3 separate regions of the Mus musculus genome follow, and all the other regions are linked to region 3. Evidence: chromatin loops called from intact Hi-C (ENCODE). Cell type or tissue: heart. All regions are shown on one strand. Region 1 holds the start of Sec23a (SEC23 homolog A, COPII coat complex component). Region 2 holds the start of Gm24233 (a small nucleolar RNA gene). Region 3 holds the start of Pnn (pinin).

The links. A loop is a pair of places that touch in the nucleus more often than their neighbours do. Peaks named below come from ENCODE experiments on the same cell type or tissue, not always from the same donor. Only the 100,000 strongest peaks of a DNase experiment are listed, where the experiment ranks them.
Region 1: it touches region 3 in a loop (4-fold over the local background); 12 of 42 quality-filtered maps call a loop at or near these places.
Region 2: it touches region 3 in a loop (4-fold over the local background); 23 of 42 quality-filtered maps call a loop at or near these places.

What each region holds. Positions count from the first base shown.
Region 1 is chr12:59,008,461-59,016,460 of GRCm38, forward strand. It overlaps Sec23a (SEC23 homolog A, COPII coat complex component), which reads right to left and starts at 3,557. Exons shown (of 20, transcript NM_009147.2): 1 at 3,386-3,557. Gemin2 (gem nuclear organelle associated protein 2) reads left to right here and starts at 4,931. Exons shown (of 10, transcript NM_025656.5): 1 at 4,931-5,153; 2 at 5,510-5,594. The coding sequence starts at 5,017. In heart, CTCF peaks have their summits at 2,181 and 4,916; DNase peaks (open chromatin) are centred at 3,601 and 4,931; H3K4me3 peaks cover 3,761 bases; H3K27ac peaks cover 2,946 bases.
Region 2 is chr12:59,126,297-59,134,296 of GRCm38, forward strand. The region is part of intron 6 of Mia2 (MIA SH3 domain ER export factor 2); the gene reads left to right. It overlaps Gm24233 (a small nucleolar RNA gene), which reads left to right and starts at 7,776; the gene lies at 7,776-7,897. In heart, CTCF peaks have their summits at 3,437 and 5,124; DNase peaks (open chromatin) are centred at 3,445 and 5,125; H3K4me3 peaks cover 3,926 bases; H3K27ac peaks cover 2,444 bases.
Region 3 is chr12:59,063,495-59,071,494 of GRCm38, forward strand. It overlaps Pnn (pinin), which reads left to right and starts at 3,425. Exons shown (of 9, transcript NM_008891.2): 1 at 3,425-3,621; 2 at 4,285-4,356; 3 at 4,791-4,859; 4 at 5,232-5,304; 5 at 5,408-5,502; 6 at 5,622-5,697; 7 at 6,648-6,803; 8 at 6,885-7,023; 9 at 7,932-8,000. The coding sequence starts at 3,509. In heart, a CTCF peak has its summit at 3,004; a DNase peak (open chromatin) is centred at 3,337; H3K4me3 peaks cover 2,371 bases; H3K27ac peaks cover 2,008 bases.

The DNA of each region.
Region 1 (8,000 bases), 55 kb before region 3:
AATTCCTAGTGTCCACGTGATAGCTTACATCCAGATTCTATGGCTCCAGCTCCAGGGACTCTAGTACCCTCGAGAATCTGAAGCAAGAAGCACCCACGTGGTACACAGACATTCATGCATGCAAAACATCCATAAAAATAAAACAAGTTTTTTCAATTAAATTTTAAAAAATAATTTAAAATCCATGGACCTACATTGTCAGAAGAACAAATATGGATATTAATGTTGCTAAGAGAGACAATGGGGAAAAAACCTGATTTTAAACGGATAGGATTTGTGGCCTTACTTTTAAAAGACTCCAGAAAACTCTGCTGTCTTTTCTGCATGTAAAAATAAACTACAAAGTGCCACGTACGCACCAGAAAGCAGGCCCTCACCAGATACCCAATATAGCATCTTGATTTGGATTTCTTCCAAAACTGAGAAGTTTCTAGTCAATAAAAATGCTGAGAAGACCAAGTTGGAAAGAACTTAGATGTTGTCATATCTAGGATTAATTCTGTGAGCCGTGCACACTGATGGATGAGGCTGATGGAAACCAGCAGGCTTGAATGACTTTCCATCTGTTGCTGGCCTGTTCACTAGGCTCTGTCCTCGGAAAAAGAAGCAAAAAGCCCAAGTGGTATAACCAGCAGAGAAAGGCATGGTGGTGCATGCTTGCAACCCCAGCACTAGGGGACACTAAGATAGAAGGATTGCTGTAACCTGGGCTACCAGTTGACAGAATGAAACCCTGTCTCAAAGAAACATAACTAAAAGTAGTGGGAGAAGAGCGAAGGAACAGAGGTCATACGTAAGAAAATGACTGCATGAATGAAAATCATCTTTTTTGCTTCCCCTCCCCCCTCCTCTGTTAGAATGCAGTCTTCACATACTTGTTTTATTTTTGGTTTTGTTTTTTTTAGGATATAAAAGTAAACATGTTTTTCTTTGGATCCTCAATACTGTTTAAAAGTAGAAGAAGGTCCTAAGAACCACTGCCTTCGTTTTCTCTCAGTGAGAAAGATTATTAAAAGATTCAGAAAGTGTTCACACTTAGGCAACAGCAGGGTGAAATTTCTACAGTAGGCTATGTACTGGACCCCCATCCAGAATGCTTCTTTAAATGATTCATGTTTATTGTATGTCCGCTGGTGTTTGGCCTGTATATGTCTGTGTGAGGATGTCAGATTCCCTGGAACTGGAGTTACAGACAGCTGTGAGAACATGGGTGCTAGAAAAACCCTGGTCCTCTGCAAGAGCAGCCGATGCTCTGGATGCTGAGCCAGCTCTCCGGCCCCTGGACTGAATTCTACTCCACACCCTCATATTTTATTAGGACAAACAAAGCGTCACCTGAGTGATATGTGAGCACAGTATCATCCCTCTTGCTCAGTTTTTTTCTCTCAACCTCTCTCTGCGCTCCAATGCCACTCACTGCTGTTCACTGAACATCTTAGCACTCTCACTGCCCAGCAGTCATCTGAAGCAAGCAGCACCCTGTTCTTACTTTGTCCAGCTACATGGTCATGCACAGCTTCCTTCTCTTTCCAAAGTAACCGTTCACGCTTCGAATCACAAAGCCCACCTCCAAAGTCCTGTCACAAACCTCCTTAGTGTGATGATCTATTTGGCAAGCGCCTGATCATCCAATACGAACATTAGCCGAAAAATAGAGCCAAGCTTGTTGGAACAGGACTTTAATCCTAGCACGTAGGAGGCAGAGGCAGATGGATCTCTTGTCAGTTCCAGACCTGCCATAGTAAGACCCTGTTTGAAACACATACACACACACACACATCCTGAAATATTGTTATAATGCAGATTTTACAAACTCATCTTCTTAAAACGTGATAAAGATACAAAAGGCCATTTTTTTAAAAAAAAGTCACATTTTTTCAATAATTTATTGCAGTGATGACTATTTTAATTAAGTAATTTCTCCTGATAGAGTCAAAGCCTCATGTCACTTTATCATAACACAGCAAACACTTTCCTACATCCTGAAAGGCTTCCCATAGTATCGGTTTTCTCTATTCCATTTTTACCCCCTTATGCATTCCTAATGGGAAAACATACAAATTTTAAGTAAATTAGTTATCTGTTACCACCTTACCTCCCTACATTTCAGTTGCAAGTTTTCTTTTATATATATTTATTTCATTTTTGTCTATTGGTGTTTTGCCTGTATCTGCCTGTATACTATGTGTGTGCAGTACCTGTGGAAGCCAGAAGTGGGTGGTGGATCCTCTACCAATGGAGTTGCTTGTTAACCACTAGTGAGCTGGGGGTTGAGATGAAAGGTATGTGGGTGTGTTACAAATCGTTGTAAATAGGTAATGAGGCACTGTGTGTGTAAGTGTATTACAAGAGGTTGTAAGCCAGTAGTGAGTTCTCTGTGTGAGTGTGTGTTTCTGTGCCCGTGTATGTGTGTGTATTCATGTGGATGAGCAACCAGTGCTCTTAACTTCTGAGCCATCTTCCCAGGCCCAGTTGTAAAATTTCCAATGAAATAGACTGAGTAACAAATTTTTGCTCTTGGGCAATAAACTTCTCTGGCCTTCAAATTTCACATCAGTTATGTGAGAATTTTGGGGGCAATAATAAAATTGGTCATTGAAACAATTAAAAAACAAAGGCCCTCTGATGATGCTGGAAAGAAGGAAGATGTTAGTATACATTTAAATTTAAATTTCTTTCAGTAAATGTGCCTAGCTATCCGTGGTTTAGGGTGGGGTTGTGTTAAGACAGGACAGAAGTTTAGCTGACGAGATGAATTAGACATCTCCAACTCTACTCTACCTATGGATTTATTTACCTCTTCCTGTTCCTCTCCCACAAACAGTAAAGCTCTACAGACAGAATAAATGCCCCAGTGCATGGTATTGCTCAGTTCTGAAACCTGATCATTAATAATCAAGGCCCCAGGCACTAGCTATACCTGGTGGTTTTTTCTTTAACCTTTATAAGGCCCAAGGCCGAATTACAGGTGATGTAGTCACCTGGGTTCAAAGTCTAGGGCACTCCTGGGCAGTCAAGAAACGAACCTAGAGGCCCCAGGGCACAGGAGCCTTGGGCAGGGTTGGCAAAGCGTGTCACCCAGGAGGTGGGGGTGGGTGCAGAGCCAGATGCTCAGACCCTCGGTCTCCATCCTGCTACGGTCCTTCCACCTAAACTAAGAGGACTAAAGACGAGGGCGCTCCGTCGCCATGACAAGCACAGGGTTCAGCGATCTCGGTTCGGCGCTGGGCCACAGCCTCCGGCACGCCCCGCTGCTTATGCGAGAGCACAGCCGGGACAGAGCCAACAATCCTGACACTCCGGCCCGCCGCCCGCCTCCCAGCTCCGACTAAGACCCCGGTGGAGCAGAGGTGGCTGCCACGCTAGTCCTTACCACAGTACCTACCTAGAAGCTCCGTGACGGCCACAGCCTCCGCCTTGCACAGTCGTCAGTCCGCTCCAAAGCCCTGTAGCAGCCGTGGCACCGCAATCAGGGGCGGCCCCGCCCCGCCCCCGGCCTCTTGGAGGGCCTGGGCCAGGACAACATGGCTGGTGCCGCCTCTGCCACGTCAAAGGGGAGGAGGCGGGGAGGGGCGACCAGCGAAGGGGCGGGAACAGTCCCGGAAGAGGCGGGGCGCGCAGGAGGTAATGGGCGCGTTGAGTGGCGGAAAAGATGAACCGGGAGTAATAAAGAGGGTGGGGCGAGCGTGAAAGACGGCCAAGCAAAGCGGAGGGCGGGGACAATTCAGGAAGGGGCGGGGCTAGCAGGAAGCGATGCGATAGCCAGGGCGGTGGAGGAAGGGAGGTAACCGGAGTAATAAAGGGTGGGATGTGGCCGCTCGAGGCCGTGTGTAGGATTAAGGTTAAAATACCTGACTAGGGCATTGCTAGCCCCAGAAAAAAAGAAAAAAAATGTTAACCACCAGATGTAGCTTTCACGTCTACTGTTTGCTTGAACGATTGTTTTTGTTTTCTAGTATATAGAAAAGGCTCTTGCAAGTTTTTTTCCTGACATTGTATCCGTGTCCAAAGAGGAGAAAGAACGAAGCACGAGTTAACAATTATTTGAAGTATTCGCTAGAAAATAGATGCTCGGATTCTCCTCTAATTTTGGGTTTTCGTCTGTGTGTTGTCAAGAGCCAATGAGAAGGCTTGGCTCAGGGACCTCACTTGCCTAGAACTCATAAGGCAGAAAAAGAAACTTTACTCCCAGAAGTTGTATTCTGACCTCCTCACCGACCCACAAGCAATCGCAAAATAGTAATTTTAAAGTTTTTAAGTATCTCACTCGGCTAGTGGTGATGGTTCATGCCTGTAATCTCAATAGTCAAGGTTAAAAAAAAAAAAAAAAAAAAAAAAAAAAAGGCAGCCCAGCTTACGTTACACTGCAAACTGTAGACCCTTCTAAGCCACAGAAGAGACAGTCTCAAAAACCTAAAAATTATCCTCGTGTGATACTTGGTACTCCAGAAGCTGAGGCCAGGGGATCGGATCACTACAAGTTTGAGACTCCTTGAGCTACCTAATGAGTTCCAGAACAGCCTCAACTAAACTTTAAGATGCTATCCGAAAAAGTGAAAAACAAAACAAAAAGTTCTGCATTCATCCACTCTGTTCCCCGCGAAGTCAGAAAGACACCACCCTAAGGGGTTGTAAGATTTAGACGAATGTAACGTGTTTACAAATGGTTAAAGGCTTTAGTACTCTAAAAATGACGATTATAGCGATATTGTTCATTAATTTTAAAAATATTAAAGATTTCAAAGTTCATCCTCAGTCCCTGCCGCCTACCCAAGCTTTAGACGAGAAAATGGGATTAGACAGAGCGACCTAGAAACTCTTCAGGAACCACTTCTGCCAGGAATTATTCTCGAGCGCTACATTCCACCACCGGTGCCATAAGCTTGATGCAACCAGCAGGTTTCTTGTGTGGCTCCGCCCCCTTGCGCCTGTAGCCGGTGGCCTCGGCGGAGGTCGCTTAGGCGCCTGCGCCGTGCCTACTCTGGGCGCCGATTGAGACTGGCGGGAGCGAGAACCATGGCGTGGGTTCCAGCCGAGTCTGCGGTGGAAGAGTTGATGCCACGGTTGTTACCTGTGGAGCCCTGTGACTTGACGGAAGGTTTCGATCCCTCGGTCCCCCCCAGGACGCCTCAGGAATATCTGAGGAGAGTGCAGTGAGTGATTTCGCCCCGTGCGAGTGGGCTGGTTGTCGTGCCCCTGTGTACAGCCCTGGTGCCGCGCCTGACCCTTGGTGTGCAACAGTCCCTCCTCTGTTTGCGTTCCTATCTTTCGGGAGGTCCGGGAAATTTAAGATCTTATTACACCCTACGGTTGGCAGATAACTTTTGAACTTGATTGCACGTTAAGACGTGTGTTCTTAAATTTCTTTGCTTTTCATCTAGGTGTCAGGCGTTTCGTTTTTTCATTGGGAGCTTGCACTTTTATTTCCCATTTCATAATAAAGTAAAACACATCTCTCTATTCTACAAAGCGAAATAATAAGTATCATGTATGTATTACTTAATTGTAGGATCGAAGCAGCCCAATGTCCAGATGTTGTGGTAGCCCAGATTGACCCAAAGAAGTTGAAAAGGAAGCAAAGTGTGAACATTTCTGTGAGTTTAACCAACCACCTGGGAATATTTTAACAACACACACATATACAACACGAACATTTTCCTATCATATCAAAAATATAAGTTATGGTGTGTATAAGATTAGATTGCTCCTTATAAAGTTAGGCACCACTTGGAAGCTAACACAGAGGCGTTTTGGTCTGGAGGCCAGCCTACATTGAGACCCTCTGGAAAATGTGTGTGTGTGTGTGTGTGTGTGTGTCATTTAAAAGATTACTTCCCCTACCCCCAAAAAGTACTTCAATTGTTTACTAATATTGACCTTTATAGCCGGGCGTGGTGGCGCACGCCTTTAATCCCAGCACTCGGGAGGCAGAGGCAGGCGGATTTCTGAGTTCGAGGCCAGCCTGGTCTACAAAATGAGTTCCAGGACAGCCAGGGCTACACAGAGAAACCCTGTCTCAAAACAAACAAACAAACAAACAAACAAAAGTACTTCAATTGTTTACTAATATTGACCTTTATAAATAATTAAGGATATTTTTTTCTGGATATACCTTTATAGTTATTTTTCAGGGTGGTGCATTGTACACTTTTTCAATTTGACCTGGTATCATTTTCTCAGTATAGAAACACAGCTGTCTTGGCAGCTTTCTGTCCATATTCTTTATTCATTTGCTTAGCCAGCACACTTTTTATTGAGCAGTTAGGTTGTGCTGGGCACTAAGAACACAACAGAGGATCATAAAGAAAAGGTCCCTAAAGACCAGGCCTGTTGGTAAGCACGCTTGTAATCCTAGCACTTGGAAGTAGAGACAAAAGGGTCAAGAAGTCCAGATCATTCTCAACTACATAGAAGATTCCAGGCTACCCTGGAATATATAAGACTCTCATCTCAGAAACAAAGGAGAAAACTTCCCTATGCTTGTACAGTATCGGTCTCCTGAAGGGCACAAAGAATAGCCAAATAATTACATCATCTGGTCATTGCATGAAGAAAATAAACAGCACTCAGTAGTCAAAACTATAGGGCTAGAGAGATGGCTCAGTGGAGTCCTTCCAGAGGATGCAGGTTCAATTCTGAGCAGATAGTGGCTCACAACCATCTCTAGCTCTAGTTCCAAGGGCTCTGATGCTCTCTTTACACCTTTTCAGGTACCACGCGTGGATATGATACATAGACATGCATGCAGACAAAACACTCATACACATAAAGTAAATAAAACTTTTTAGTTTAAAAAAAAAAATCTCAGCCATTTACGGTAGTACATGGTTTTAATACCAGCACAAATGAATCAGAGGCTAGCCCAGTCTACATAGTGATTTACAGAACATCCAAGACCACATAAGGAGACTCTATCAGGAAAAAAAAAAACAAAACAAAACTTGGGAGTAGGAGGGTGTTTCCTCAGGGAAGATTATATGAAACCTGAGGTCAGGTTTTTCCGTTTTTCAAGGTTTTTGACAATGTATGTTTGAAGTAATTCCTCTAATGTTTATAATTAGGACATTTTAATTCATGCACTATATATAACCTTACATGTTTTCACTAGACGCACACGAGTTCATGTGTACTTGGTCTTTTTTCCAATTTACCCCACTGAGTTCTGTTAGAAGGTGATACCTGATTATTTGGGGTTTTATAAAACATTTTTTTAGACTTGTTTCCGTTTTTGTTGTTTATTTTATGTATGAGTGCTCTGCTGCATGTAAACCTGCATGCCAGAAAAGGACATCAGACCCCATTACAGATGGTTGTGAGCCACTACATGGTTGCTGGGAATTGAACTCAGGACTCTGGAAGAGCAGCCAGTGCTCTTAATGGCTGAGCCATCTCTCCAGCTTGACACCTGATCATTTGTTAACTGTGTGCTATTTTGGAAAATAAAAGTAAGACTTGGCATGTTGAGTATTTAGCCACCTTGTTTGACAACTCTGGGGTTTCAATCATCACCATGCCAATCCCCACCTGTCTTAGTTAAGGTTTTACTGCTGTGAACAGACACCATGACCAAGACAAGTCTTATAAAAACAACATTTAATTGGGGCTGGCTTACAGGTTCAGAGATTCAGTCCATTATCATCAAGGTGGGAGCATGGCAGTATCCAGGCAGGCTTGGCACAGGAGGAACTGAGAGTTCTACATCTTCATCCAAAGGCTGCTAGTGGAAGACTGACTCCCAGGCAACTAGGGTGAGGATCTTATACCCACACCCACAGTGACACACCTATTCCAACCAGGTCACACCTATTCCAAAAAGTCCACACCTCCAAATGGTGCCACTCCTTGGTCCAAGAATATACAAACCATCACACCACCCATCAACAAAGTAAAGGAAATCAAGTAGACCTTTTCACGTCTTTAAGTTATTGGGTATATTTTGACCTTCCCAAATTCTTTATTTGGGGTATATCTCTTTTTTGTTTGTTTGTTTTTCTTCACTG
Region 2 (8,000 bases), 63 kb after region 3:
ACAGGGTCTGCCCAGGAGGTGGCTTAGGTAGAAAGTGTGGGCAAAGGAGGCTAAACGTGTCCTAGAGGGGAGCATATTTGACCTAATACTGAATGAAAATTAGAGTTAGCAAAAGCAAGAAAAGATGGACATACTGTAGTGGAGATAACATTTTTAACACTCATGAAGTAGAAGGGAACATGACTTTTTTGTGAACTATACATAGGTGGTTCATCTTGGCGGAATAGGGAAGATTTCATAGGTACATGAGAATCAGATTAAGATTACATATCTCTGGCTGTCCTAGAATGTACTATGCAGATCAGGTTGGCCTGAAACTCCTAGAAATCCACTCACCCCTGCCTCCCAAGTACTGGGATTAGAGATATCTGCTCCCATGCCTGGCCTTTGTCTCATTTTTTAATGCTGGCAAATACTCATCTTAAAAATAATGCCAGCTGGCAGTGGTGGCACACACCTTTAATCCTAGCACTTGGGAAACAGAGGCAGGCAGATTTCTGAGTTCAAGACCAGCCTGGTCTACAGAGTGAGTTCCAGGACAGCCAGGGCTACACAGAGAAACCCTGTCTCAAAAAAACAAAACAAAACAAAACAAACAAACAAAAAATGCCAGCTTGGTGTGGTCTTTGATCACAGCACTTGGGATGTAGAGGTGAAAGGATCTCTGTGAGTTCTATGAATTACGGAGTTCCAGGCCAGCCAAGGCTACACACTGGGACTCTACCTAAAAACGAACAATGCTGTATAGGTCTGCCAAAAGAGTGTATGAGCTCTACTTGGTCCACTAGTCACACTTTTAAACCTCTGGCCCAACATATGGTGGTAGTGGTTGAAATGAGTGGAGGAACCATTTGGATAGGGGTCTAACTTGTAGATAGGGGTCATTGGATGTAGTAATTGATTTGTTTTAGCAAGAATTAAAGAGAAAAGTAAGATAGTTACAATGTTTGTAGCTAGCTAAGTATATGGTAGTACCACTAACTGAACAACTTTTTTGGAAACTACCTAATATATTTCCTTTTTTTTTTCTTCCTTAACTTCTTCCTTCCTTCCTTCCTTCCTTCCTTCCTTCCTTCCTTCCTTCCTTCCTCCCTTCCTCCCTCCCTCCCTTCCTTCCTTTCATTCTTTCTCTTCTTTTTGTTTTGTTTTTCTTTCTTTCTTTTCTTTTTTTTTTGTTTTTGTTTTTGTTTTTTTGTTTTTTGTTTTTTGTTTTTCGAGACAGGGTTTCTCTGTATAGCCCTGGCTGTCCTGGAACTCACTTTGTAGACCAGGCTGGCCTTGAACTCAGAAATATTGCCTGCCTCTGCCTCCCGAGTGCTGGGATTAAAGGCGTGTGCCACCACGCCCGGCTTTGTTTTTCAGTTTTTGAGGCAGGGTTTCTCTGTGTAGCCCTGGTTGTCCACTTGCTCTGTAGACCAGGGTGGTCTCAAACTCAGAGATCCACCTGACTCTGCTTTCTGAGTGCAGGGACTAAAGCCATATGCTACCACTTCCTAGAACCTACCTTCCTTTTCCTTCTTCCTCCTTCCTTTTGCCTTCCTTCCTTCCTGTCTTTTTTGAGACAGGGTCTCAGCTGGGCTGGAGTGCTCTTTGTACCACAGGCTGTTCTCAAACTGTGGCTCTGTCAGATCCCCCGCCTCATCCTCTACGTGCTGGTATTACAGGCATGAGCGACCATGCCTGACTTCATCATGTTCTTTAAGAAGCCCCTTCTCATTTAATTTTCTTTGTTAGGTTATACAAAATAGGTATTATAAAATAAAAAGATCCAGAAAGATCATTACTTTTTTTTTTATTTTTTATTTTGGTATGACTCAGTCTTAAAGATGATTATAAATGTCAGTCAGGTTAGGAGAAAAATTAGTACTAATGTTAATAGCTAGTCAGAATGAAGTCTTCAGTTTTCTGTTGAAATACTCTTTGCCTGGGTGGTGGTGATGCACACCTATAAGCCCCAGCATCCAGGAGACAGAGGCAGGTGGAACTCTCTGAGTTTGAGGTCAGCCTGGTCTACAGAGCAAGTTCTAGGACAGTTGGGACTACATATGGAAACCCTGTCTCAAACAAACAAACAAACAAACAAACAACCCCCGCAAAAGGTATTGTTGGGCTGGTGATGTAGCTCAGTGGAGGAGAAGTCTATGGGTTTAATTCCCCAGCACTGAAAACAATGGTAACAAGAAACAGTACACACACACACACACACACACACACACACACACTCTTCCCCTCCCCACCTCAGGCCAACTGTCAATTTCTAAAATGTGAGTTCATTTAAAAATTTCGGATTCCCTTGAACACTGAAAGATTGCAGTCTAGACGTCTCTAGTGCGGTGAACTGGGGCTCAACCTGACACAGCAGAGGAACGCAGACTTGTACGGTTTAAGTACACTCTGTGCACTCCGACAGCTTGCCTTCTCTCGGGCCGTCAGCCCATAATCATTGGACTAGATGTTCTGAAGAGTTTCTAACACACCTGAAATCTAGCAATCTGGGCACAGCTTTGACGCACGTATGGCATAGATCTGAAAAGCTTCAGTAAACAAACAAACAAACAAACAAAATTTGGAGCAATTTTCCAGTTAATTTTGAGTGAAAGGGGTTCTTTTTTCTTCTTCTCTAATATCTGAGGTGACTGTTGTAAGTAATTCGTATTTCAGGTAGATTATGTGTAGAGGCTTCTTCCTGGTCTCACTTGGGAACTAGAAGCACCCACAGCTTCTTAGCAACTTTATCTTATAGCGGAGGAGCCTCACGAAGTTCTAGCACCCATCTTCTCTTCCCCTGAATGCTTCATTAGTAATCAGCTCGGAAACTGCCCAGCTCCTGTTCAACAGGTAGCTCCTGATTCAATACGTTCTGAGAACTCTTACACCGAAGACTCAGAGAATAGCAATGTGGCACAACTTGTTGATTTTCCTCCCAGAGAGGAGTGCTTATGTGTGTAACACCAGTGCCTACCTAAGTGGGAGTGGCTAGTCCTTACAGCGTTGACATAGGGCCTTCATGAGGGAAACTGGTTTCTAGTCCGTGGACTAGGTGTTCTGGTTAGCAAGTGTCTAGTGTCCCTGGATATTTTTCCATAGTTATGAACACTAATAACATTTGCTGTTTATTTCCTTGAAAGAAGGCCCTTTATAAGATAATAAAACCTCATGCTTTCTTATGGAAAACCGTCTTTGAATATCGTTCCCTTGGTAGAAATTATGAACTCACTATGAATAGACTAGAATAAAATTTTCAGTGTTTCAGCGGTTGCAATCTTAGGATTTTCCTTTCCGATTGTGGATTTTAATGTGTAATATGTACGATATTTGAAAAAAATGCATATGTGCAGGCATGTGTGCACACATACATTTAACAAGTTATGAGGTCCCTGAAATTGGATTACGGGTTGGTAGTCACAGCTCCACCTATAGTACCCCTCTGTTACAGCGTCAAAACAGGATCACACTCTGTGTGGAAACGGGAGTGCAGAAGGTATTAAAATCTGGACTCTTTCTCAAGGATCTGAAGTAGTCAGGAGAGCTTTAGTTACATGTCCGGGTGTTTTAACATGAATGTCCTAGGACATGGAATTGGAAGGTCTGGGTGAGGAGGTAAGTGTCTACTCGCCAGTAATGCAGTCACAAGTTAGACTTGGGAATTGCACTGATTGTCAAGTTTACTATTTGTTTGCTTTAGGTGTGCTTGGTTTTTTTTTTTTTTCTTTTTTTTTTCTTTCTTTTAGAACTTCACTTGTCTCATTTATGCTTTTAGCATTTGTGATGATAACTATTGACCTTTGGAAAGGGCCATAGATTAACATAAGGAAGACAGACTGAGCAAAGCAAATGTTTTCTGTTTACAAATCTTAACAGCCCAATAAGATTGTAGAGCCTGTTAAGTATGCTAAGACCCACTGTAAAATTTGTATTTAATATAGTATCCTAACGGAACCTTAAACATCTCTGAAATTTCTAAAAAAACTTAAGCACACTTCTTTCCTGACTTTCATATTCACATAAGCTGATTTCAACACAGTCCAACATGTGCAGAAGTTGGGCACTACCTCAAAACAGGAGGATTGAGCAACTTCTGCTATCTCCTGATAGAAGCAGTTTCTGAAACTCCCTAGGGTGATGTGGCAAAGAACTTAGGCCTCAGTTTGGTCTTAGTAGTCACTGGCTGCAACCGTGGCTGTTTCTGATTTTGTGTGTGAGTGCTTGTGGCACGAAAGAGATGTGTTTACTGTAAGGGAAATTTACAAAGGTTTATGATTTTTATCAAGTTCTCTTGGGAGGCTGCTGCTTTTTGAGTTTCTTCTCTGAAGACTTGCGTTAGATAGTTTGGATAAGAATGATCATGTAGGTAAAGAAGACATAGAAGACAGGTTATCTTTTAAACCTTACGTTTCAAACCCTCTCTCTCAGGACTTCGTGCAATGGCTCTAAAAATAGGGCCCTAAATTTAGAGGACAAGCTGCTACATTTAGTTCTTTTGTGCGAACTCCTCGGGTCGAGCAGGAGTGCACACGGGCTCCATCTGGCACCCCGGTCCCTAGGGCTAATGCAGTTTCAGACTGGGGCGCCTGGCCAGCGCCCACCAGGTGGACCCCGGCGAGCGAGCGAACCCGAAGGCTGGCCCGACGAGGACCGACGTGTGCTCGCCCAGGACAGGTTAAACTCTGACCAGACCACACAGTTGACCCGGACGCCTTCGTGTCCAGAGTCCGAAGTGCGGACTCGCAAAGCAGGACGCGTGGGCTCGTGCGTCGCGGGCCATTTTTCTGGCCACAATTATGGCGGAGGCCGGCGTCTCTGTGACTGAGGGGTCCCCCGGGGTACGACAGTGTGGGGCTCAGGCTCTAGACGCTCGTGGCGTCTGCTCGTGGACGTGGGCGCGTTGGGAGCTCGGGTGGCGGGACTTTTTTCACCCCGGGACTGAGCCTTAGGTCCCGGGGTGGAAGGCGGCAGCCGCACGCTCCGGCTCCTCGTGCTCCGAAGTTGGAGGCCGGGGAGCGGTGCGTGGGCCCTTTAAGGTCGAGCGCGGACGTGGCCGCGGAGCTCGTGCAGTAGAAGGGGCGTCTCCGCCGCGCCGGCGAGACCAAGGCCGGGGTGGTGGGGGTGCGACGCGGGCTCCCCCCGCAGGGCCGCAGTGGTATGCGCCGGCCGCTAGTGCGTTCGCGTTCCCAGCGCTGCCCCGATCGCGTCGGGCCTGCTGCTGGCCGGCGGGCCGGCTGCGAGGCCTCCGCCCGTGGGCGCGGAGATGGCCGGGCCTGGGGCGGCGGCGGGTTGCGCGCGGCGGGTTCTGGAGCAGCTGCGCTGGGTGAGTTCTGGCTCGGGAGCCGTGGGCCCGGGGCGGCCGAGCAGCTGCGGCAGGGAAGCCGGAGCTCCAGCGCGCTCGCCCGGCCTGTACTCGGCCGCTGCTCGCCGCGGGGGGAAAAGGGGCCCCGGGATTGGGAAGGCATTGTGGACGTCCCAAAGGAGAGCGTGTTTTTGTTCCCGACCCCAAAGTCGGACGTCATTTATTTTGAACAGGGGGTCAGTTACACGTGGTTCTTCTGACTGCCGGAAACTGGAGTTTCTTAGTGATGAAACTTCTTGTCTCAAGCGGACGCCTAAGCTGGGGCCGGAACTGAGATTTTAATTCTGCATTATTTTCCCCCAGTAAAGAATGCCCTTCTGAAATGCTTTAACCATAGCGTTCTACCTCTTTTCGCGTTGTTAATGTAAAAGGTGTTCTTGTAAACTCTAGAGATAGTGAGCGCTCAGGAGCTAAAGTACATTTTTTTTTCCTGTTTTATTTTGTAATCAGGTGGCAAAGGTTTTTTTCCTTTAGTGTTTGTAGGTGTTTTGTTGTTGTTGATAATATTTCGAGACACCCCCCCCCCCCCACACACATACAGAGTTTTAGAAAACTGCATTGTATTTTTTTTAAGACCATTTAAATATTGCAGCTGTTCTGATTAACCAATTCGGGTTATCTTCTTGTTTTGTGAACTTAAAGTAGTGTTGACATGAAGGTGTTTCTTTTATTTATCCAAGTGTAGTGTAGTGAGGGCACCCGCCCATGAATGAAAAAGTTCTGTGGAGGTTCTAAATGAACTAAGGATTTTGCCACTGGCATCCAGCTGTCTTTTAAAGGAAAGAAGACACACAACTAGTCCATAGTAGCACACATACTAAGCAAGGAGACGGAGAGATTGTATGCATATTCTTGGAGGTTGGGAAAGTCTTAAGAGGCTGAGCAAATAACATACTCTGCTGCTCAGAGGATAAAGTGAGCCAAGGATGGGACGTGAAATGATGCATGCTGTAGACAGGTGGGTCCCAAGGACTGCTGTGGGGTACAGTAGAGCCCTTGAAGGCTTTTCAGTATTTTGGCTACTATAGATTTTCTTGGTAGTAGTATGCATGTAGCCTAGATGTCAGGGAACAAAACTCAAAACAGGAAATGAGAAATGACTGAGGCAGGGATACAGAAGTTTGGTCCTAAATGGGGAACTAGGAAGAGCTGAAATGGGTATAACTTCTCGATTAGTTGTGGAGAGGGGTGGGTAGTGGAGAAAATCTAGAATACTCCTAAATTTCTGGCTGTGCCAGTAGTTATTGAGATGGGGTTTATGGGAAGAGAATCATATATTGTAGATGAGAGAGAATTTTCAATCAATACCTCTTCCTTCATTGAAATCAACAATTAGTGCCCCGAGGAGATACCTGGAGTTGGAGCCTGCATACACAGTGCTAGGCTTCGGGGACCTCTAACTCTAGCACTGGTTGGAGGTGTGTGCAGGGGAATCCCAGGGGGTCACTGCTCACCAGCTTAGCAAACAGTAGGTGAGCTCTAGGTTCAGTGAGCGCGCACATGTGAGTTTAGGTGGCCGAGGAGGCCAGAAGAGGGCATCAGATACCCTGGAGCTGGAGTCACAGGTAGGTGGTTGGGAATGGCCTGCCGTGGATTTTGGGAACCTTGTGATCTCTGGTCCTTTGCAGTAGCAGTAAATGCACTTCACTGTTCACTCATCTCTCTGGGCTCGGCTGTGTGATTTTACATTTTAAAAGTATATGGAGCTTTATTTTAGCTTGATGTATGGCTTGGTTGTGAAGACCCTTGTGTGTACAGCTGAGAACGTGTTTTCTGCTATTGTTTTGTGGGATTTTGTTAGTATGTAAGGTCTGGTTGGTTTGTAGTGTTGTTTCAAGTCTTCTGTCTTTATGCTGACTCATTGAAAGTGAGATCTTGAAATCCCTAACGACTATTGACGAATTATCTGTTTTGGTTTTTTTTTTTTTTTCCTTTATTTCATTTTGTGGTTCTCTTGTTGGGTAAAATATGACCTTTATCTTAAGAATGAGCTAGCTTTTGCGGTCATCCTTTTTCTTAGTAACAGTTTTTGTCTTAAAGTTTTTTGTTTTTTTTTTTTAAATCAGATATCACAGTTGTCACGCCACTTGTTTTTGACCAGTTAGAATCTGGGGCCACTGAGGGAGGAAGTTTTTTGAGCTCACCCAGGAAGAGGCGAACTATGTAATCAGCTGCAAGCCTTGAGCTGCATGGTGTGCAAGAGTGTTTCAGGAGCAGTGTGAAGCGGTCTCCGTTATACAGTCGGTTACAGTCCTAGTCCGTGGGGAGGGATGATGGCAATACTTGCCTTCTCTTGAGTATCTGTCCTCGGGATCCTAGAGGCAGATGCTGTTACCATTGCTTGGGGGTATGAGACCACATTTTTCTGCAGTGCTGTCTGAAGTAAAGAAGAGAGACAGAGTAGGATAAAGACTTTTCACCCTTTCCTGTGCCCTTTTAAGGTTGACACTGTACTTTAAGAGGCTAACACAGAAGGGTAAAGGAACTCTCCATCAAACCCAGAGAAGAGGCTCCACACCTCCTCTCTGGATCCTGTCTGGAGTCACAGCTGAAAAAAAGAAGGATAAAGATACAGGGATTAAAAAAAGACATAATATTACATGCTTTTTGTAACATTATGTTAATAAACTAGATAGCAACTTGGAGGAAGTCT
Region 3 (8,000 bases):
CTCAGTAATTCATGAAATAGGTATTTCTTCCAATTCTTTCCCTGTCTCCCCTACTAACATTAGTTTTCTCAAATTGGTTACAATAACCTAATGTTACATTATTTCAAAGGAACTTTTAAGTGACAGTTCTATAATTATAATAGTAAGTGTCATGGTTAATATCAGTTTGACAGAATCTAAAATCACTCAGTGGACAAACCTCTGGATTTGTCTGTGGGTTTCCAGATTGGGAAAACTGAGGTGGGGAAGATCCACTCTAAATGTGGCTTACACCATTAAGGGCTGGGGTTCTAAATTGAATAAAAAAGAAAATGTGAGCTGAGCACTTGTTTCTATCTGCTTCCCGACTGTGGCTGCCACAGGACCAGCCACCTTAGGATCTTACCAGCATGTCTTCACCGCCATGGTGGATTGTGTTCTCAAACTGTGTGCCAAATGACCCTTTCCTTCAGTTGCTCTTGACAGGTATTTTCTTTCCAGAATAAGAAAAGTAGCTAACGTTGGATCACTGATGCTGCCTGAGCGCGGAGCGGATCAGCCTCGCCTTGCCTTCTACCTAGTACCATCCCGAAGCTCATAGCGTGTAGAAGCCCCAGTAGAGCCGAAGAATAGGACCGGCTCACTGATGCTCCAGCCCTGGGCAACCTGAGTTGTGTGGCCTTATATTCTATTTAGTACCGTCATTAAACTGCTAAGCTCAGGGACCCCTCTCCTCTAGAGCACTAGTTCTCAACCTTCGTAATGATATAACCCTTAAGTACAGTTCTTCATGCTGTGGGGACCTCCAGCCATAAAATTATTTTGCTACTGTTATAAATTGTAATGTTAATATCTGTGTTTTCCAATAGTCTTAGGCAACCCCCGTGAAAGGTTGAGAACCACTGCTCTAAAGTCTACAGAAGTAAGAAATATCCTTTATTCTGTAGGTTGCCGTAGGACCTCCTATCCCAGCTTCCTCAATGGTAATGAAAGGAAGAAAGAAAGAAAGGAAGAAAGAAAGAAAGAAAGAAAGAAAGAAAGAAAGAAAGAAAGAAAGGAAGAAAGGAAGAAAGAAAGAGAAAGGAAGAAAGAAAGAGAAAGAAAGAAAGAGAAGAAAAGAAAGAGAAGGATAAACTTTAAAGAACATAATCTGCCTAGGCACATCTCTCCAAGGAACTTGGAATCATTGTTTAAAACTACCACTACATGGATTTGCTTGTTTTCCTAATAATCCCTTCTAATATTTAAATTCATTTATGTCGTTCGTCATATAAAGGAAACCTAAACATTCCACTTAAAAGCCACGCATGCTGGTATGGGTGTGGACTCGCAGAAGTTGGGGAACAAAAGCAGAGACTTTCAGCCGTGAAGGGACAGATGTAAGGCACTGACCCACTATCACTCACAGCAGCCTGGAGGAGTTTCATAATCTTTTAAAAATATTTATTTTTAATTATTTTATGTGCATGAGTATTTCACCTGCACGTGTATATATGTACTCTTCGTGTGTCTGCTCGCCATGAAAGCGAGAAGAGGTTATCGGGTTCCCCTGACTGGAGCTATCGGTGGTTGTAAGCTGCCCTGAGGGCGATAGGAACCACACTCAGGCCCTCTTGGAAAACAGCCAGTTAGATTAACCACTGGGTCATCTCTCCAATGCCAAACATTTATTTTATTCCTGAGTGTGTGTGTGTGTGTGTGTGTGTGTGTGTGATATGTATTATAAATATATAAATAGATGGGAGGGGACACCTGGGTTCAGTTCCCAGCATCAACATTAACCTTGTCTGTAACTCCAGTTCCAGTGATCCCACCCCCCACTTCTGGTCTCTAAGGGCATCATGCATACATGCATGTAGTTGCACAGATAAACATGAGGGCAAAATACCCATACATGCAAAATAATAGTAAAATTTAAAAGATCCTATCTTTTATGTATAGATAACTCAGTGAAACCTTGTTTACAATTAGAATTAAATAATTTTTAGACTTAATTGCTTTTTACCAAAGAAAAAATCTTGGTTTTCTATATTGCTTCCTGCTAATATGCTATACACCTTCAAGCTTCTTCAAAGATATTTCCTGTCACCCTCTCCTTTTCTCCCTTTCTCTCTCTCCCTCTCCCCCTCCCCACCCTTCTCTCTGAGGGGGAGTAAGTATTTCCAGACAGGATTCTCTGGCTGTCCTGGAACTAGCTCTGTAAACCAGGCTAATCCACCTGCCTCAACCTGTCATGTGCTGGGATTAAAAGGCATGTTACCACCTGACTTTTCTCTTCTTCTTCTTCTTCTTCTTCTTCTTCTTCTTCTTCTTCTTCTTCTTCTTCTTCTTCTTCTATTTCTTCTTCTTCTTCTCCTCCTCCTCCTCCTCCTCCTCCTCCTCCTTCTCCTCCTTCTCCTCCTCCCCTTCCCCCCTTCTTCTTTTTGGTTTTGGTTTTATTCAAGACTGGGTTTTTCTGTGTATCCTTGGCTGTCATGGTATTCGTTTTGTAGATAACAGGTGCTGTTAACATTGATAAGATAATGAAATTCTTCCTCACCTATCCAGTTATGAGCCTCCACACAAATAGCATACAGGATAAGACCAAGTTACTGTTACTAAAAACAAAACAAAAATTCTTGTTCCTTTTCAGGGAGAAAACTTGTAAGGATTTGACCTTTGCATTTGTGTAACATTTTTCCGAACTAAAACGTGTACCTCTATGTCAAGTACAAAACCAGCGTCCATATTGGCATTGTGGGTAGGGCAAAGTGGAATCCAGAAAATACACACAGGAAACCACTGGCAACTTCTCCAGACCCTCTATTATACCCGCAGGCATTAGGCCCTGCTGGAAACAACTTTGCTCAGGATCAGAATATAAATTGCCTCTTCATCGAGATCTGACGACCTGTTGGACCTAGGTCCGCAGCCTCAATTTCCTTATCATTAAGCACCATCTCATTCAAGTTTCTAGTTTTTAACGACTAAGGCACGCAAAGCGATTCTCAGTGTCCACAATAACTATTAGCTGTTAGGATGAAGACTCCTGGTGGTTCAGTTCACTAATGGAAGACAGCCTGCGCCTCCCTGCACTCTGGGCATGCGCAACAGCCATTATTTGCCATGCCCTTTTCTGATTAAACCTCTTGGGGAAGGAAAAAAAGGATGTATAGCCTCTTCCGTCCCATGGGAAGAGTTTAGGCGCACTATGAAGTCAGCGACATGTCAAGTTTAAGAGGATGCCTTTGCAGACCCCCGAGATTGGATCTATCACACCGACGTAATCCCTCCCCGCTCTGCGCAAGCAGCGGAGCGCAACCACGGCAGGCGGCGAGGGGAGGAGCTGAGTGACTTGCCGGCTTCTCATTGGTCCAGAATCACGGATCGACAAGCTTCTTCCCCTTCCGGTCCTCGGGTGGTCCAGGCCCGAGAAGAAGCCCGCGATCATTGGCTGGGGCCGGCTGTCAGTCCTTCCGCGTGGAGCGGCGGGCGCGGTGCGGCGCTGCGCGGCCTGGAGAGCGGTCGCGAAGCCTGCTGCAGAGAGAAGATGGCGGTCGCCGTGAGAGCTTTGCAGGAGCAGCTAGAGAAGGCCAAAGAGAGCCTCAAGAATGTGGACGAGAATATCCGCAAGCTCACCGGGCGGGACCCGAATGATGTGAGGTACGGATCGGACGGAACCCCAGAGGTTGGCGAGGTCCGGGGCCTCGGGGCCGGGCGCACCCGGGACAGAGGGCAACCGGCCGCTTGTGGGCCGACTGGGGTCAAGGGGCCCGTTTCCCGGGCGGCGGGCGAGCCCTCTGCTCGGCTAGGCGGGGAGACGCCATGCCTGCGCCTAGGGCACTGGGTGCGAGTGCTTGCGAATGGAAGGAAGGCCCGCCCGGCTGCCCGGCGTGGTTTCCGCGCCCCCGGGAAGGCCGAGACCACGGCTTCCCGCCCTTGGCGCTGCAGGCCCGGAACTGCAGTACAAAGCCCCTTTCCACCCCTGCGGCTCCGAACCCTTGTCAAGTCGGAGACCCCCGGGGGAAGCAGTGGCTGCCTCTCCCTGCTGGCTTGGGTGTCCTTCCCTTGAGGTTGGCAGATAGGACCTGACCCAGACTTATTAATATGTAGCAGTCTCGAGATACATATATTTTCGTAACGGTGGTCTTGGGGAAGCAAGAAAGAGGATTTTAATGTTTGGTTTCGAAGAAGTGGATCTGAAACGGTCATTTTAGAATTATTTGTGTTCATTTCTACGTAGTGTGTACCTTAGTGTGTGGAAGTATATGAAGCCCTCTCATGTGTCTGCATAGGACTTTTACACTGATTATAATTCTTTTTTAGGCCCATCCAAGCCAGATTGCTGGCCCTTTCTGGTCCTGGTGGAGGTAGAGGACGAGGTAGCTTATTGCTAAGGTAAGGAGATGATAACTGCCTTGTTTCTAATAAATGTATTGCAAAAGTAGAGGTTGGAGAATATTAGAACAGTTTCATATGCACTACACTTGGGAGGCAGAGGCAGGCGGATTTCTGAATTCAAGGCCAGCCTGGTCTACAAAGTTACAAAGTGAGTTCCAGGACAGCCAGGGCTATACAGAGAAACCCTGACTGGGGGGTGGGGGTGGGGGGGGGACAGTTTCATATAAACTTAACTGTTTTTAAGTTCTGTTAAGGCTTTTGACATCTAAGAATGTAATTGGTGGTAGGGTGTTGTTCATGTAATTGTTTGCTTAAGTTTGCTTCACTTGTGTTTTTCTTCTTTATGAAATCAACTAAATTCTCTAGTCGACTAGAAATACCAGTTTCTGCTAATGTTTCTCGAGCTTTAGGTTGGATGTTTCTCATTGCAGGCGTGGATTCTCAGATAGTGGAGGAGGACCCCCAGCCAAACAAAGAGACCTGGAAGGGGCAGTCAGTAGGTATGGTTTCAAAAGATGTCTGGAGAGTCAGTACCCATCTTGTTTTCTGGGACACTACAGATATTTCTATGTCATTGGGATTGATTTGAACTGGGCTAGCCCAGTTTACAGAACTCAGTGGGATTAGAAGTAACACGTTCTGTTTTGTACTTTAAAAAACACCAAGAAACGTTTGGATATGAGAAGAGAGCAAAGCTTGGTTTGGAGCATCTTGCTTCCACCCCTCCCCCACCCCCCATAAGAAAGTGGTAAATGCGATATAAACTCAGTAGAATATGCCTTCTGGAGATGAGCATTTGAACACCCATTCACCTTTGATTGATTATGCATTTGATTCCATAGTGGTCATTTCAATTCTTTCTCCCGTGCTAGGCTGGGTGGGGAGCGTCGGACAAGAAGAGAATCACGCCAGGAGAGCGACCCAGAAGACGATGATGTTAAAAAGGTATTGAAATTAAATATTAGAGGATGAACACAACTCTTAGTGTGCTTTGAAAAGCATGATAGCCCAGAACAAGAAATCATTGATCCTTTCTTCTCTCTTACAGCCAGCACTGCAATCTTCCGTTGTAGCTACCTCCAAAGAGCGCACGCGCAGAGACCTTATCCAGGATCAAAACATGGATGAGAAGGGGAAGCAAAGGTGCCTGCTCGGCGCCAGGGGGAGGGGGTGGAAGGCTCGCACTCAGCAGACGAGACGCTTGCTTACAGGACCTCTCAGACAGGGCATGCACACGTTCATTTTCCTCTTATGTTTCTTAGGAACCGACGAATATTTGGCTTGTTGATGGGCACTCTTCAGAAATTTAAACAAGAATCTACTGTTGCTACTGAACGGGTATTGGTGCCTTTTTTTTTAACTTTTTCTCTTCCTTGCTTTACCTCATTTACTCATTACCAAAGAGGAGATTAATGTTATACAGTGCAGGTAAGGGTGACTCAACAGAGACCTGCCTTCTTTGCTTCTGGGTACTGGAATTAAAGGTATTAGCCACCATACCTGGCTTTATAGTAGGTTTTTGCCTTTACTTGATGTGACTGGGTGTAGCATATATATATATGTCTGTACACCCTATGTGTACAGTGCCTTTGGAGGACAGAAGGGAGCCCAGGTTTTTTTTGTTGTTGTTGTTGTTTATTTGTTTGTTTGTTTATTTTGGTTTTGAGACAGGGTTTCTCTGTGTAGCCCTGGCTGTCCTGGAACTCACTCTGTAGACCAGGCTGGCCTCGAACTCAGAACTCTGCCTGCCTCTGCCTCCCGAGTGCTGGGATTAAAGGCGTGCGCCACCATGCCTGGCTTGGATTTTTTTAAAATTACATTTATGCCGGGTAGTGTTTTCAGTAAAATGCCTACCATGCAAATATGAGGGACCCGAGTTCCATCCCCAGAGCCCATGAAATCTAGAAGTGGTAGTCGGCACTTGTATGTTGGTAAGGTGGAGACAGATGGATTCCTAGAGCTCAGCAAAGGCCTAATACAGTGAGCCATCTTGAAAACCTAGGCTAAATTGTATTAAGGAAGCTTTTATGATTGCTGACTAGTGACTTTAAAATTTAGATATTTGTGGGGAAATGCCTCAGTTACTATTTCCCAAAACACAGATTGCAATCAGACCCAAATACAAAGTTAAAATTAAATGGGAAGAAACGTGATGAAAGCCTACGAGTAAATTTACATAGTAAAATTTAAGTTTCAAATAAGCAAGATGTGTGTGGCCTTTATTGTAATTAGATTAAAACTAAATGAACCTTGGTTGTCTTATACTGAAGAAGATTACTTACTTTTAGCAAAAAAGACGCCAAGAAATTGAACAAAAACTTGAAGTTCAGGCTGAAGAAGAGAGAAAGCAGGTTGAAAACGAGAGGCGAGAACTGTTTGAGGAGAGACGTGCTAAGCAGACGGAGCTGCGGCTTCTGGAGCAGAAGGTTGAGCTTGCGCAGCTGGTGAGCAGGGTTTTCCACCCGAAGTGAGGCAATTAATTGTTCATGTTTACACATTGTTCATGGTCACCTTTTTACCTTTAGCAAGAAGAATGGAATGAACATAATGCCAAGATAATTAAGTATATAAGGACCAAGACAAAGCCCCATTTGTTCTATATTCCTGGAAGAATGTGTCCAGCTACCCAAAAGCTAATAGAAGAGTCACAGAGAAAGATGAATGGTACGTATGTGAAGTCCATTGGTGTGTCTTAGTGGTAAGACTATACATTCACATATGCCCGTTTTTAAGGAATAATTTAATAGTTTAGTTTGGGTTTTTTTTTTTTTTTGTATGTGATTTCTGAAATTGATAGTGGTGTCAGGGTTCAGGGGTATTTTCTGGGTAGTTGAGTTTAACCTGAAACTCATTTTATAAATAGTAAAGACTTCATGTAGGATCTTTGTGTGTTGGGGCTGGAGAGATGGCTCAGCAGTTAAGAGCACTGACAGTTCTTCCAAAGGTCCTGAGTTCAATTCCCAGCAACCACATGATGGCTCACAACCATCTGTAATGGGATCTGATGCCCTCTTCTAGTGTGTCTGAGGACAGTGACAGTGTACTCACATAAAATAAATAATCAAATCTTTTTTTAAAAAAGACTTTTTCTTATTAAGGATTTTTGTGTTTTACAATCCGAGCAGACACAGAAGAATGATAAGGAAAGAAGGCAAAAGAAGCATAAGTCCATGTCAGATATTCACATAGAGGGCTAGACGCTGGTGATTGGACATTTTGCTGTGCCTGGGAACAGAAAAGTTAACTAAGTAGTGCTTCCGCTTTAACGGGGTTGTGTTAAGCTTCACCTAGCATAAAGCTCAGCAGCTGAGGTATCCCTGGTGTCGCTCAGGTGTTTGTCCAGGTTTGTGTGAGTAGAATCCCTAGGTCTGGAGGTGTCTTGCGGATATTTGCATTTAGACCTTGAGTTTAGTTCTCAACATACTCCCCGACCCTAAAACAAACCAAAGCAAAACCTAGAGGTACAAAAAGATGCTTAGTTGACAGTAACTATTTTTGACCTGGTATAAAATTGTTATTTTGTACTTTCTTAACTGTCATAAACTTTACACGTGTAAATTTTTTTTGTTTAGCTTTATTTGAAGGTAGACGCATCGAATTTGCAGAACAAATAAATAAAATGGAGGCTAGGCCTAGAAGAC